Regions from separate parts of the Homo sapiens genome. Here region 2 is linked to region 1. A link is a contact called in ENCODE Hi-C or POLR2A ChIA-PET data. All regions are on one chromosome and are shown on one strand. The core of a region is the stretch at or near the end of the contact, and the rest is flanking DNA. Distances in the headings are between cores, read along the strand shown.

Region 1 (7,822 bases), core at 2,783-5,282:
TAATCTCACAACTTAGAAGGGCCCCTCCAAACTCTTGAAATTGTAAACCCATAGGAGATTTTAAGGTAAAGCTAACCAGGAAAGTTTGTCCTCAAAAGCAGATGGCCGTCTCCATGTAGATAGCTTTTTTCACAAGATCAAAAATCAAGACATCTCGTTATCATGACACTCTTAGTTCACAGTTTGTTTATGGTTCTACAAACCACAGAAATTTTAAAAAGTGGTCTCTTGTGTGCACTCATGGGGGTATACTTATATGTAGAGAATTTTGCAGCCAACATTATGTATGAGGAAACTTATTCCTTGAAAGGTAAAAGAAGAAGGGCCAATGTAGGTGAGAAGTTTTAATGAAACATTTGTTTTCTCACAATATCAAAAACAGAATATTGGTCCACTGCTCTTAACCTATTTCATAAGTTAAAAAGAACTTATTCAGAATAGGTTAAAGAGCATTGCCAGGAGGCCATTACTCTTCTGAATGGGTATCACTGTTTAGAGTAAATGAGGCAATGGTTACAAATTTATCCCTCTCAATAGGGCTCTATAGCAGATTATACCATAAAAACTATGCTTACACAATAGACTTTAAGTTTTCTCACAAAGTTATGCTAAATATAATTTCTTTTGATTACTTACTGGATAAATAGATATCTGTGCAGTTGCTAATAGTTGCCCATGGAGAACTACAGCCGGTATTACAGAGATGCAGTTGTAGATGATTCATGAACAGGCTGATTAGATGAAATGAGTAGATCATTTATCTAGCTAACTATTTGATCTATTTAACTTTAATTGGTTGTTCATGGGGACCCTGGCTAAAAAGCATGCTTCAAACTCTTGGTATTATCCTCCTGATAGTCAAAATGGTAATCTTCCTACTGCACTGTATTCTCTCAAAAGATGTAAACGTTTGAATGTAGTCATCTGTAGAATGTCAAATGGTCTCTCTTTAACTGGAATGACAGAAACTCAAAGACATATGTGACTATGAAGACAGCACAACCTATGAATGACATGCTAAGGACAAAAAACAAAAATAATGGAAACTGAGAGTGGCACTAAAGCCCCGAGTTTTGGTTACACTGTGACCTATGTAAGAACTTAACCAAACGGGGAATTTTTTAAAGAAAACTATTGGAGGCCATAATTCTGGACTGAGCTTATGCACTAGGTCCAAACAAACCAAACCAAAATGAGTCACTCATGCTGGATGTGACATAATTAAACTAAAAATTTAAGGCAACAGGTAGATTCTAAAACTGGCCAGGTTTTGTTTTTCTTCTCTAAATAGCAGATTTCAACACAAGGAGGTCCCCTGTACTCTAACACTTTAAAAAACAAATAAAAATAATTTCAAAATAATAAGCTGAAGTTTTTATTTCCACTTTACAAACCCACAGTTCTGCTGTTTCACAGTGAGATTCGAGTCTAAATAAGTACATTTTTGATGGTGACAAAGTGATATTAATGTCTAAAGTTTTGGTCTCAAACTTGAGAAGATGACAAAAGGGAGAAATTGTTAAATTAGTTGTAGCCTAAAGCTTCCCTCTTATGTTTAATTTTGGCTAATAGGATTTGTTTTTTGTTTTTTGTTTTTTTACATAGTAAACTTAATGTTCAAATGGGACATATCTTAAGCTGTAATAAATCTGGCTGTTTCTGTACCTCACTTCCATTTTCTGTATGTCATTTTGCTTTTCTGGTTCATAAAAATTTTACCAACATGTGGCTGTGTTGGAGTCTCTCTGAGCCTACTCTGGATCCATAGGTTACCCGATTTGCAAATCATGATTTGCTCATTTAAACTGTTAAATTTAATTTTTCTAAAGTTTTCTTCTTTTACAAATTTTCAAATTTTTTATGATGAAAATAAATAATGTTATTGAGCTTTGATTTTCTAAAATCATCCCACAGCTATTTTCCCAAATAATAATAATATAATAATAAATAATAATACAATAATTTCCCAAATAATAATAAAAATAGTGAAAAGGCAGCTGATGATACATGTCTGAAGGACCTCAGTTGAGCCCAGCCTAAATGGCTGACCATCTCAATTACGAGCAAATAAGTTTTGGATGGTTTGTTATGCTGCAATAGCTAACTAATACATGCACCCTGTGCAGATGGAATGCCAGGATTTAATGACAGGTTGATTACTAGTTACCTTCTGACAGTGGACACCCTAAAGATACTGACTTTTCTTTTCTTTTTTTCCCGATTTGAAGTTGGATGTCTCCTAAGACAATGTTGAGTAATGCAGAAATACAGGTAGACATGTATGTGTGTGATTGGTGCTTATACTCACACAGTACCCCACACCACAGGAAAAAAACAGATAACCACAGCCTGACCATTAGAGCCAAGGCCAAACAGCAAAATAAGTTTGCCTTTAATTTATTTTCTTCATATCTTTTTTTTTTTTTTTTTTTTTTTTTTTCCGAGACGGAGTCTCGCTCTGTCCCCCAGGCTGGAGTGCAGTGGCGCGATCTCGGCTCGCTGCAAGCTCTGCCTCCCGGGTTCAAGCCATTCTCCTGCCTCAGCCTCCAGAGTAGCTGGGACTACAGGCGCTCGCCACCACGCCCGGCTAATTTTTTCTATTTTTTAAGTAGAGACAGGGTTTCACCGTGTTAGCCAGGATGGTCTCGATCTTCCGACCTCGTGATCCGCCCACCTCGGCCTCCCAAAGTGCTGGGATTACAGGCGTGAGCCACCGCGCCCGGCCTTCTTCATATCTTAAAGTTAGAGGTTAAGACTGTGGACAGACCCAAAGACATAGAGTTTTCTTCTCCTGTCTCCTGTGGCCCCAGAATTTTTTGTTCACTGTCTGATCTCTGGATGAAAGGTGGACAACAGGTGGCAAAGAGTGGTCTACCTGTGGTTATTTTATTTGTGCTGCCCTCTGCCCTTGCTATGGCCACTATCTATCGCACCCTCAGAACCGAAGATAGATGTTAGTAGAGAGAGGCTGTCTCCTCACCTCTGGCAGAAAAGGGATGTTCAGGGCCTCCACCCACCTGACATCAGAGCTGCACTTCAACGTGGTGGCTGTTGGCCATGTGTGGCTCCTGGGTGCCTGGAATGTGCCTGGTCTGAACTGCAATTTGCTAGAAAAGTAAAATACAGAGTTGGTTTCGAAGATTTAGTTCCAAAAATATATATAGTGCCTTAATAATTACATATTGCTGTGACCCCAGAAAATCTGAGACATCAGTTAATTTAGAAAGTTTATTTTGCCAAGGTTGAGAACACGCCTATGACATAGTTTCAGGAAGTCTTGAGGACACCTGCCCAAGGTGGTCAGGGAACATATTGGTTTTATACATTTTAGGGAGACATGAGACATCAATCAATATATGTAAGAAGTACATTGGTTCAGTCTGAAAAGGTGGGACAACTTGAAGCAAAGGCAGGAAGACACGAAGCTGGAGGGAGCTTCCAGGTCACAGATAGGTGGACTCAAATTCTTTTGAGTTTCTGATTGGCCTTTAGTTCCCAGCTTGAGTTTTCCTTAGTAATTTTGGGGGCCCAAGATATTTTCCTTTCACATTGCTCACATATTAAAATTATAATACTTTAAACATATTGGGTTAGTTACATTATTACAATCAATTCCACGTGTTTCATGTTTCTTTTTAAAGTTTGGCTACTGGAAAATTAAAAATTCACATGTGGCTCACATTTTATTTCAGAGGACTGCCTCCTTTTTAAAATCTCAGGCTGCCTGCTCAAAGGACCAGAAGCTAGGAAGGTGATAAAAGCTAAAATTTAAAAGTAATTGTTATTATATTCTTTTCATTTGTGACTAGCCATATAGTATATTTATAAATGCATATGACCTTACACACAAGGTTCAATGCAAACACCCTCTAGGGTGGGCCTGGCTCAGCTCGGAGGAAAGCCTGCCTGAAAAGGCTGCAGCTAGGCTGTCACGCTTCATTCTGCCCAGCAACTGATCACCCTCTGTCACTCAGGGCCTGAGAGGGCGGGTCTTAAACATTATCCAATCAGGCACGCAGCTGGAGCGACAGGACGGTTTCCGGAATATGGCGGGGCGTTTGGCTCTTGCTGCAGCCAGAGCTCCAGGTCTCGTCTTCATTTCTGTGTCCTTTGTTCTTAGAGGCCCAGCCTGTGTGGCCCTGTGACCCGCAGATATTGGGAGATACACAGCTAAGACTCCAGGACCCCCTGGAAGCCTAGAAATGGTGAGAGTGCCGAGTCTGACATCCCCAGAGAGGGGGAGGGGCTGGTCGGAACCGTGAGAAGTGGCCGTGGCGGACTTAGGTCTCCCGGCAGTCAGCTCCACAATCTGCGCCCGGAATTCTCCTTGCCCAGCTCGGCTTCAGTCCCCTTCAGCCATAAGATGGCGACTGTGCTGACAGCCGGGCCCCGGGCGTCCTGTCTTCCCTCCGCAGTGACTGTGCCTGACGTGTAGCCCTGTCTGGGGAGCTCTGCACGCGCAATTCCGCAGTCTCTCCCAGATTGTGCAAGAACCATGGGAGGGGCGTCAGGTGAGAATAGTGACTCGGGATGCGGGTTCATGAGCGGGAAGAGCTTTGGTCCGTGGGGTTCCCAGTTCCCATTCTCTCCTATTAAAAATCTATGGGAGTGGCCGGGCGCGGTGGCTTATGCCTGTAATCCCAGCAGTTTGCTGGGAGGCGGGCAGATCACTGAGGTCCGGCATTCGAGAACAGCCTGGCCAACATGGTGAAACCCCCTCTCTGCTAAAAATACAAAAATTAGCCGGATGTGGTGGCAGGCATCTGTAATCCCAGCTATGTGGGAGGCTGAGGCACGAGAATCGCTTAAACCCAGGAGACCAAGATTGTGCCATTGCACTCCAGGCTGGTTGACACAATGAGACTATCTCAAACAAAAAAAAAAAAAAAAAAGGGGAGTCACTGCAAAATATTAAAGAATTTAATTAAAGAGTGGTTCTAAAATTGTAAAGCACCCAGCTGTGGGATGTAGTTTGTGGTCCTTTGGAGGAGCTTGAAGGAAAGACTTTGCGCATGGTACAAAAACGCAAATTCAGTTATTGGTTAGGTAGGGTTACGTAGTTTCTTAATTTCCATCTTCAGCTTACAAAATTTCCTGGTTATGTAATCAGAGCTTAATTCCAGTTAATAGTTAACCCTGTATTTGTTTTCCCCAGTGTAGTAATTTACAAAAAAAAAAGCATTTGAGTTAGTTTTTTGTTTTTTTTTTTTTTTTTTTGAGATGGAGTTTCCCTCTTCTTGCCCAATCTGGACTGCAGTGGCGCGATCTCGGCTCACTGCACCTTCCGCCTCCGTGTTCAAGTAATTCTCCTGCCTCAGCCTCCTGAGTAGCTGGGATTATAGGCAGGCACCACCACGCCCGGCTAATTTTGTATTTTTAGTAGAGACGGGGTTTCTCCGTGTTGGTCAGGCTTGTCTTGAACTCCCGACCTCGGGTGATCCGCCCATCTCGGCCTCCCAAAGTGCTGGGATTACAGGCGTGAGCCACGGCTCCCGGCTTGAGTTAGATCTTTTAAAAGTAGGAATTCAGGGACTACAGCCACCTCAGTCGAATTGCCTACCACTTAACTATTTTCACTCCCTACACAAAACTGATCTTCCCCTGCATTTTTCACAGGTGTCCTAAGCAGGGTCTCAAATCTACTCCCACGCCCCCCATTCCTCCAGCCTAACTCTGGCTTGCAGTAAAATACAAAATTTCCATTTCCTCCTGACAATCCCAAATGCCAACTCCCACTACTCCCTAATTCACACTATTAACTATTTGTCCTTTAGTGTACATTTTTGATACTGTATTTTAATTAAACATTTTTTGACAAAGCATTGGATGGCACATTTAAAAAGATTTGTTTTCTGTTTATAAATATTTTCCATAAGAAGAAAGCAAGGAATAATCTTCTGACACTGTATTGTAAAAAAATCTTTGTCTCTTTTCCTTTTATCTTCCCTAGGCATAGAGATTTTATGAGAATGTTTTGGCATCAAGGTTTTTCTTGGAATTTTTGTGGGGTGATGTGTCCTCAGCCACCCTTTAGTTTTTTTCCTGGTCCTGGGTTCCAGTACTGTCTGTGAATAAACCAAGATATCAGTCATGGCTATGTCTGCAAGACTGTCTAATGAATATTAATTCCTGGGTCATTTTCTCCCATAGGACAACCTGTGGTATGGAGTGTAGCCTCTGAAGGGAGCAGGTGTATTCCCTGGGGCTGAGAGGAATCTCCTGGTGTACTTTTCGTTTGAAAAGCTAACCCCTTCAGATGTTAAGACTGTGTTCACCCAGCCCGACTTTCCTTTCTTTGGGCCACATTGCTGGTCACCCAATCAAATGCTGGTATTGAGTTGAAAACAAATAATTTCTGACCCCTTGATTCTCTACAATTTGTGAAAAAAGACTAGTATCTCTGCCAGGCACGGTGGCTCACGCCTGTAATCCCAGCACTTTGGGAGGCCAAGGTGGGCAGATCACCTGAGGTCAGGAGTTCGAGACCAGCCTAGCTAACATGATGAAATTCCGTCTCTACTAAAAACAGAAAATTAACCAGGCGTGGTGGTGCATGCCTGTAATCCCAGCTACTCAGGAGGCTGAGGCAGAAGAACTCGGGAGGCGGAGGTTGCGGTGAGCCGAGATCGTGCCATTGCACTCCAGCCTGTGCAACACGAGTGAAACTCCATCTGAAAAAAAAAAAAAAGGTGATATCTCAAAAGACAAAAGAAACCCTGACCCCGGTGAGATGAGGCGAGAAATTGCAAAGTAAAATGCACTTGGGACACTTACTGGAACATAGAGCAGTCTCCTGAGAGGGTGGTTATTGAGTACTTAAGTGACTTAAGTGAGCGGGATGGGTAGGAGAATCTCTCAAGTGATTGAACTTGACACATGAGTCGGACACATCTGTTTTCTTATCAGCACTGCCACTCCCTGGGTTTGTCACTTTGAAAAGATTTGTTCACTTATATTGACTTCAGTTTTTTAACTCTAAATTGCAATTTTTTAGTAGAGCTTGAAAGGTAAGAAAATATTTACAAAGCGCATAAAAGAGGTGGGCTTCAGAAAAATCTATCTTTTTTTTTTGTTAAAAATTCTCATGTACCTTTTTCTTTCTTAGAGTGAGTTTAGAAATTTTCTCAGGCTTTTTTTTTTTTATGGCTGGGTGATTTCAAACAGAATTCCAAGGCTTAGATTTTGGAATGCTACCAAGGAAAAGAATAGGGAAAAATCTCTTCCATTTTGGCTGTAGAAAATGAATGCATTTCCAGAAGAAAATGTTGTAGATAATAGGTGAGTTACATGAATTCATGAAAACATCAGTTGTTTTTGCAGGATAAATTTCTGACAGTGAATATCTCTGTTCTATATCCTGTTATCTTTATTTCAGAGTTTAATGCTGTATTTTTTAGATGAAACTTGGTGCCTCCTAGAAGTGTTCCCATATGACTAATTGTTTACTACATTTTTTTTTTTTTTGAAATGGAGTCTTGCTCAAGGCTGGGGTGCAGTGGTGCGATCTTGGCTCACTGCAACTTCTGCCTCCTGGGTTCAAGCAATTCTCCTGCCTCAGCCTCCCGAGTAGCTGGAACTACAGGCGCACACTGTCGCGCCAGCCTATTTTTGTATTTTAGTAGAGACAGGGTTTCGCCGTGTTGCCCAGGCTTGTCTCGAACTCCTGAGCTCTGGCAATCTGCCCCTCCTAAAGTGCTAGGATTACAGGCATGAGCCACCTTGCCCGGCCTACTACATGATTTTTTAATGGAAATAATAAAATAATACATTTATAAAGGAATAGATACTTTTGCTTTTCTTATTGAGGTATGAAATGTAAGCA
Region 2 (7,822 bases), core at 1,838-4,337, 2.3 Mb after region 1:
AATCGCCAGTCAGAATGGCGATTATCAAAAATTCAAGAAACAATACATGCTGGTGAGGCTGAGGAGAAATATGAATGCTTTTACACTGTTGGTGGGAATGTAAATTAGTTCAACCATTGTGGAAGACAGTGTGGTGATTCCTCAAGGATCTAGGAACAGAAATACCATTTGACCCAGTGATACCATTTCTGAGTATATACTCACAAGAATATAAATAATTCTACTATAAAGACACATATGTGGCTGGGCGCAGTGGCTCAACCTGTAATCCCAGCACTTTGGGAGGCTGAGGCGGGTGGATCATGAGGTCAGGAGATCGAGACCATCCTGGCTAACCTGGTGAAACCCCGTCTCTACTAAAAATACAAAAAATTAGCCGGGCATAGTGGTGGGCACCTGTAGTCCCAACTACTCGGGAGGCTGAGGCAGGAGAATGGCGTGAACCCAGGAGGCGGAGCTTGCAGTGAGCTGAGATGATGCCACTGCACTCCAGCCTGGGCGACAGAGCGACACTCTGTCCCCCCCCAAAAAAAGACACATATGTTATTGAATCACTATTTACAATAGCAAAGATATGGAACCAACCTAAATACCCATCAATGATAGAATGGATAAAGAAAATGTGGTACATACACAACCATGGAATACTATGCAGCCATAAAAAAGAATGAGATCATGTATTTTGCAGGGACCATGGATGCAGCTGAAAGCTATTATCCTCAGAAAACTAACACAGGAAGAGAAAACCAAACACTGCATGTTGTCACTCATTAGTAAGAGTTGAACAATGAGCACACATAAACACAAGGAGACAAACCATACACACCAGGGCCAGTCGGGGGGTGGAGGGACAAGGAGAGAAAGAGCATTAGGATAAATAGCTAATGCATGCCAGGTTTAAAACCTAGGTGATGGGTTGATAGGTGCAGCAAACCACCATGACACATGTACACATATGTCACAAACCTACACGTTCTGCACTTGTATCCCGAAACTTAAAGTAAAATAGAAAAAAAATATATTATAAAAGACTATACTTAGAAATAAATGATAATAAAAATTATACAAAAATTTATTTTTTTTTTGAGTTGGAGTCTCGCTCTGTCACCCAAGCTGGAGTGCCATGGCGTGATCTCGGGTCACTGCAACCTCTGTCTCGTGGGTTCACGCAATTCTCCGACCTCAGCCTCCAGAGTAGCTGGGATTACAGATGTCCGCCACCATGCCTGGCTAATGTTTGTATTTTTAGTAGAGATGGGCTTTCACCATGTTGGCCAGGCTGGTCTCTTTGCCAGGCTGGTCTCAAACTCCTCACCTCGTGATCCACTTACCTGAGCCTCCCAAAATGCTGGGATTACAGGTGTGAGCCACCTCACCTGGCTTATAAAAGTTATACAAGCTAAAAGTGCTGAGATACAACAAAAAGAAAAAGAAAAAAAATTATGTTACAGGGCACTGTGCCTGGGATAACACATTATGTAATTTAATTTTTATAACACCCTGGGAGCTGGTACTGTTTAATAATTCCCAGGATTTAGATGAAAAGCCCGGCATTTTTATTTCTTCTGTTTCTCTGTCATTGATTTTTTTTAAAAAGTATACACAATAAAAGCTAAATATAGACAGAGAGGAATGCGGAAAGAATTTAATGTATTTTAGAGAAATTTATATTGTGTCTGTTTACTTGTTTGTGACTTGTAGAGCAACTACTAGATCTGTAAGAATAGAAAACAAGTTGCTAGATAGAATGCAAGCACTAGTTTTAATAAAAAATTATAACCATAAAATATATACTTTATTTTTTTAATTTATCTGCTTTTGTGTTTCAGGAATTGTAAGCACCAGCCCTAGCAGCAGAATTCACCAGCCAAAACTCCGATCTCCAAAAATCAGTTCTATGAGGCAAGACTTAAGGGTAGGGCCAGACCTAAATAAGGCCTCCAAAAAGGTGAACCTGAGCAGAACTGGGGCAGGGAGTGGACTCTATATAGAATTCTGTTCTCTATGCCACTGGGGTATTTCCAGTTCTGTTTTTCCTAAACTTACCTTAAAAAAAAAATCCTTAAATCTCAGAGTTTGTATAATTTTAATCTTTCTTAGACCCTGCCCTATCAATTATATGACATATACTAATAAGCAATTTGAACACATTTATAAAGGTTTTCTAGGGTAATTTTATTAAAAGATAAATATGTATTAACAAGGTAAAAGAAATGGAAATAGAAATAATTCTTCTGTCTATAAATATCCCTTCAGGTGATGACATCGCAAGTCACAATTATATAAAGTGGCACAAATAGAGCCCAAATTTTCTGCACACATCTATTTATTGTACCAATTATATGATGCTTAATTTAACCATTTATCCAGTTGCTAGACTAAAAGCTCCTGGATTGTAGGGACCATGACTGCTTCATCTATTTTTCTAATGGCCATATGAAAAGAAAACAATTTAGCCGGGCGTGGTGGCAAATGTCTGTAATTACACCTACTCGGGAGGCTGTCTCGGCCTCCCAAAGTGCTGGAATTACACGCGCGAGCCACCGCGCCAGGCCTTTTGACTCTCATACATTTTTAATGAAAGGAAAGAGAGACTAGGAACGCCACGGACCAAAGCTCTTCCCATTCATGAACCCGGCACCCGTCAGGATTCGCCCCTGACGACCCTCCCGTGGTCCCTGCACAATCTGGGAGAGACCCGGCGCTGCGGATGCAGAGCCACCCAGAGAGAGCTGCAGGCCAGGACACAGTCACTGAGCAGGGAGGAGAAAGGACGCCCGGGGGGCTGGCTGTCAGCGCAGCCGCCATCTTATGGTCCAAGTGGACTGAGGCCGCCTGGGCGAGGAGAACTCAGGGCGCAAATTGTGGAGCTGACTGCGGCGAGGTCTGAGTCCCGCCACAGCCCCTTCCCCTCTCTCGGGATGTCGGACCCGACATTCTCACCATTTCTAGGTTTCCGGGGGACCTGGCGTCTTAGCTATGGATCGCCAATACCTGCAGGTCAGAGGGCCATAGAGGCTGGGCCTCTAGAAGAAGAGGACACAGAGCAGTGAAGACGAGACCCGGAGCTCGGGCTGAAGGGAGAGACAAAGGCCCCGCCAATCCCGGAAGCCGCCCTGTCTGCTCCAGCTGCATGCCTGATTGGACAGTTCCCAGCCCAGCGTCCCTGACTGGATAATGATTAAAACCCCACCCCTCAGGTCCTGAGTGACAGAAGATGTGATCAGATGCTCTGCTGAATGAAGACTAACAACGTAAGTTGCAGCGTTTTCAGACAGGGCTCCCTCCCTGAGCTAAGCCAGGCCCACCCAACAGGGTATTTGCCTTTAACCTTCTGTGTAAGGTCACATGCATTTCAAATAATATACTAGATAGCTATTCAAAAATAAAAATATATATAATAACAATTATTTTAATATTTCATCTTTTATGACCGTCCTGGTTTCTGGCAGCCATAGTCCCTACCCCGACAGCCCCCAGCCCAGATGGCATTCAAATCTTCCTGGATGGGCTTGATGCCCGTCACTCACGCGCTCTTTAGCACTGCGTTGTGTTGGTTACTCAGGCCTGGGAGAGGTGGTGGGGATTGTAGATCCAGGGTAGGAGCCACCTTACACCCAGAGTTCACCTGGCCACATGCCAGCAAGGAAGCCCATGAAGCACAGCCCTAGACACTGAGCCTCGGCACCTCCAGCTGCACTTTCTATTTATATATCAGGTTTTTTTTTTTTTTTTTTTGAGACGGAGTCTCGCTCTGTTGCCCAGGATGGAGTGCAGTGGCACAATCTCAGATCACAACAACCTCTGCCTCCTGGGTTCAAGTGATTCTCTTGCCTCAGCCTCCCGAGGAGCTGGGACTACAGGTGCGTGCCACCATGCCCGGCTAATTTTTGCATTTTTAGTAGAGACGGGGTTTCACTATGTTGGCCAGGCTGGTCTTGAACTCCTGACCTCGTGATTGGCCCGCCTCAGCCTCCCAAAGTGCTGGGGTTACAGGTGTGAGCCACCGCGCCCGGCCTATATATCAGGTTTTTAAAACCATAAATAAACAGACACAAAAGCAGCCACTTTGATTGAGGAGAAAGTGGGAGCCTAAAGCAGCTGACCCTCAAACAGCTTTGCCAAGCCTCAGGCCAGGCCAGGCCATCTCAACACTCCAAGGCTACATGATAGTTACAGAGGACGACAGTTCCCATAGGTACTTGTCAAGCACTGTGCTAGCTTCTCAGTCACAGAGTCTCAGAATTTCTCCTTGCCAATACCCTGTGAGGGGAGGCCCTAACTCACTAGAGCACAGGAGGTTCCTAAGCTCTTCCCAGGAAATGGTTAACAAAGTGTGGAGCTGGGGGAAAACCCAGTCAGAACAAATGACTTCCCAGGGTCTCCCTTGACTCCATCCCTATCTCCACATGGGGCCAGGAGGTGAAGCGAGCCCCCTAACCCCCTCCATTCCACTCTCTCCTCAAAGTGGCTGTTTTTGTGTTTTCTTATTTATGGGATTTCAAAAGCCTGATTTTTAATTTTGAGTAGTTTCAGGCTTGTATGGGTGTATTTGTATAGGCTTTATTAGAAGGAAGAGGGCTTAAGACAATAACATTTTTAAAATGTCTCAGTGGGGAATAGACTTCCATGTCATGAACGATGATGTTGACCTCCTTCTGCTGTCTTTGTGCAAAGTATAAATAGTGTGAGAATTGGCATGTGCTGGGTTGTGGTTTCAGTGTGGGAGGGCAGTTCCTTAAGATGGAAACCAAATCTCACCGAGCTGTAGCAGCCACACTCACCTTTTATCACATTCCCCACCATAGTCTTTCACTTTTCTTCTGTGCTTAAATTTCTTTCAACATATATATATATATATATATATTTTTTTTTTTTTAAGACAGAGTCTTGCTGTGTTGCCCAGGCTGGAGTGCAATGGTGCAGTCTCGGCTCACTGCAACCTCTGCCTCCCAGGTTCAAGCAATCCTCCTGCCTCAGCCTCCTGAATAATTGGGATTACAGATGCGTGCCACCACACTGGGCTAATTTTTGTATGTTTAGCAGAGTTGGGGTTTTACCATTTTGGGCAGGCTGGTCTCGAACTCCTGACCTCAGGTGATCTGCCCACCTCGGCCTCCCAAAATGCAGGGATTACAGGTGTAAGCTACCATGCCTGGCAAACATACATATTATTTTGATTATATATATAGGGTGTATAAATATATGTGTGTATATATATATACACATATATATAGGGTATATATGTGTATATATATATATGTTTGTGTGTGTGTATATATATATGTGTGTGTGTGTGTACACATAGAGGTCTCACTCTGTCATCCAGGCTGAAGTGTAGTGGCTGAATGATGGGTCACTGCAGCCTCAACCTCCAGTGATCCTTCTACCTCAGCCTCTTGAGTAGGTGAGACTATAGGCAGGCAACTCCACACAAGGCCAATTTTCTAAATTTTTGTAGAGACTGAGTCTCACTACATTGCCCAGACTGGTCTTGAACCCCTGGGCTTAAGCAATCATTCCACCATGGCTTTCCAAAGTGTTTGGATTACAGGTGTTAGCCATCAAACCCAGCCAACAATATTTTTTAAAGAACTGTTACAACCAAATTATGAGCTATGGTTGTGCCACTGCATTCCAGCCAGAGCACCAGAGTGAGACCTTGTCTCCAAAAACAAAACAAAACAGAAACACTTATGACCAAATTAAAATTCTAAGGTTGTGTCCTCTGTGTCCCCTTCTTGCCCTGTAAACTATCACTGTTAAATATAATGCGTATTGAGAAAACTGTTAGATATTATTAAGAAATTCCTATATATCTTCTAAGTGAGATAAGGTATTCTAATGTGACCCAATATTTCCTCACCCCTACCTCCAGGGTCTAAACTAGCAAATCAAATCAGGACATCCACAAAGGACAGTTGGCCATGTTCAATTAGAAAATTAAATATCCCCGTTAGTGAGAGTAATCCAGTGATTTTAAAAAAGAGAAGTCAAACTGAAATGCAGCGTAGTCACGGCACAATTACCCTGGAATAGCCACTTCACATGGAATGACTGAGGAGCCTTTCTAAGATGAACAAATTTGGGTAACGTAATTCTTTCTTTCTTTCTTTCTTTTTTTTTTTTTTTGAGATGGAGTCTTGCTCTATCGCCCAGGCTGGAGTGCAGTGGCATAATTTGGGCTCACTGCAACCTCTGCCTCCCGGGTGCAAGCAGTTCTCCTGCCTCAGCCTCCTGAGTAGCTGGGATTATAGGCGTGCGCCACCACGCCCGGTTAATTTTTGTATTTTTAGTAGAGACGGGGTTTCACCATGTTGGTCAGGCTGGTCTCGAACTCCTGACCTCGTGATCAGCCCACCTCAGCCTCCCAAAGTGCCGGGATTACAGGCGTGAGCCACCGTGCCCGGCCCGGTAACATAATTCTTTCTAAACCATTCTCAGCCTGGGCTGCCTCCCACCCCCGCCTTATTTCTAATGGCCATCCCACGATGTGGTCAGCAGTGTGGTACGGCATGGTGAGAGAGGCGCTCAGGGATGGGATGAAGGTCTTTCCCGCATTATGAAAATGATTAAAAAATGTCCAAATGGGCAGGGCGCGGTGGCTCATGCCCGTAATCCCAGCACTTTGGGAGGCTGAGGCGGGCGGAACACCTGGGATCTGGAGTTCGAGAGCAGCCTGGCCAACATGGTGAAACCTCATCTCTACTAAAAATACAAAAAGTACCAGGGCGTGGTGGCATGCGCCTGTAATCCCAGCTACTCGGGAGGCTGAGGCAAGAAAATCATTTGAACCTGGGAGGAGGAGGTTGCAGTGAGCCAAGATCGCACCACTGCACTTGAGCCAGGGCAATGAGGCGGAAACTCGGTCTCAAAAAAAAAAAAAAAAGTCCAAATGTTCTTTCTTACCCTTAAGTAGCAAATAAGATGCATTATACAAGACCCAGGTAAGGAAAAGAGCAAGTGCATTTCATGTCTCAGCTTACTTCTTAATTAGCTGTAATTCCCTGTGCATGTTACCTTACCTTTACTGTCCGTAAAATGCCCTACTGCCGAGCGGGGCGGGTGGTGGTATGGAGAGAATGCTGTTGCTTTATCCAATCAGTGGCGCTGGCGCGGGAACCGCCCAATCAGGGGCGCAGCCGGAGAGGAGGGCGTGGCTTCCGACATTCCGCGGGGTCTTTACCTCTTGCTCCCGCCAGAGTTTGGGATCGGTCTCTTCTGTTCCGCGTCCTCCACCTCGGTAGCCCCTGGTGACTCTGTTACAGCCTCTGTTGACCTATGATCTGCAGGGAGACGCACAGCCAGGACATCCTGGAACCTGGGAAAGGGTGAGTGTGCGGGGTTGGGCAACCCGAGAAGGGAGACCAGGCTGTGAAACCAGCAGAACCGGCCTCTCCACAGTCCGCTCCCAGGTCGCCGACCTGAGTCCCCGCTGGCGCAGCTCCGTCCCAGGCCCCTCTGGCCGCAAGATGGCGGCTGGGCCCACAGCCGGGACCCCAGCGTCCAGCCCCGTCCGTGCGGGGCCATGTCTGGAGCCCCCTGAGCAAGCTCTTCACGCAGCCTCGAGTATTTCCCAGGTTGTTCAGGGATGCCAGGCGGGTCATAAGAGCAGAATCCCGACCCGGTGTTTGCGTGGGAAGAACTGCAGCCTATGGGGCTCCCAGTGTCTTTTGTTAAACATTTTGTTTGAGACGGAGTCTTGCTCTGTCGCCCAGGCTGAAGTGCAGTGCGTGTTCACGGCAACCTCCGCCTCTCAGGCTCTGGTGATTCTCGTGCCTCCGCCTCCCGAGAAGCTGGGATTACAGACCTGCGCCACCCC

What was found. A loop is a pair of places that touch in the nucleus more often than their neighbours do. ChIA-PET counts read pairs that join two places held with the same protein, here RNA polymerase II (POLR2A). Pooled maps may share reads with other maps.
Region 2: a map of CD8-positive, alpha-beta T cell shows a loop between it and region 1 (5-fold over the local background). The contact joins the promoter of ZNF681 here to the promoter of ZNF429 in region 1. A Hi-C loop is called at or near these places in 1 of 168 maps with a recorded cell type or tissue (CD8-positive, alpha-beta T cell) and 6 of 50 pooled maps. POLR2A ChIA-PET finds 5 or more read pairs at or near these places in 2 of 52 experiments (CD4-positive, alpha-beta T cell and activated B cell).

Annotation. Positions count from the first base shown.
Region 1 is chr19:21,501,570-21,509,391 of GRCh38, forward strand. ZNF429 (zinc finger protein 429) reads left to right here and starts at 4,033. Exons shown (of 4, transcript NM_001001415.4): 1 at 4,033-4,205. The coding sequence starts at 4,203. LINC00664 (long intergenic non-protein coding RNA 664) reads left to right here. Exons shown (of 11, transcript NR_037194.1): 11 at 1-1,669. RefSeq lists enhancers at 3,814-4,416, 4,032-4,351, 4,362-4,721, 4,417-5,018.
Region 2 is chr19:23,755,804-23,763,625 of GRCh38, forward strand. ZNF681 (zinc finger protein 681) reads right to left here and starts at 3,088. Exons shown (of 4, transcript NM_138286.3): 1 at 2,944-3,088. The coding sequence starts at 2,946. It overlaps RPSA2 (ribosomal protein SA 2), which reads left to right and starts at 7,201. Exons shown (of 4, transcript NM_001355283.3): 1 at 7,201-7,331. RefSeq lists enhancers at 2,768-3,286, 6,281-6,921, 6,922-7,563, 7,462-7,822.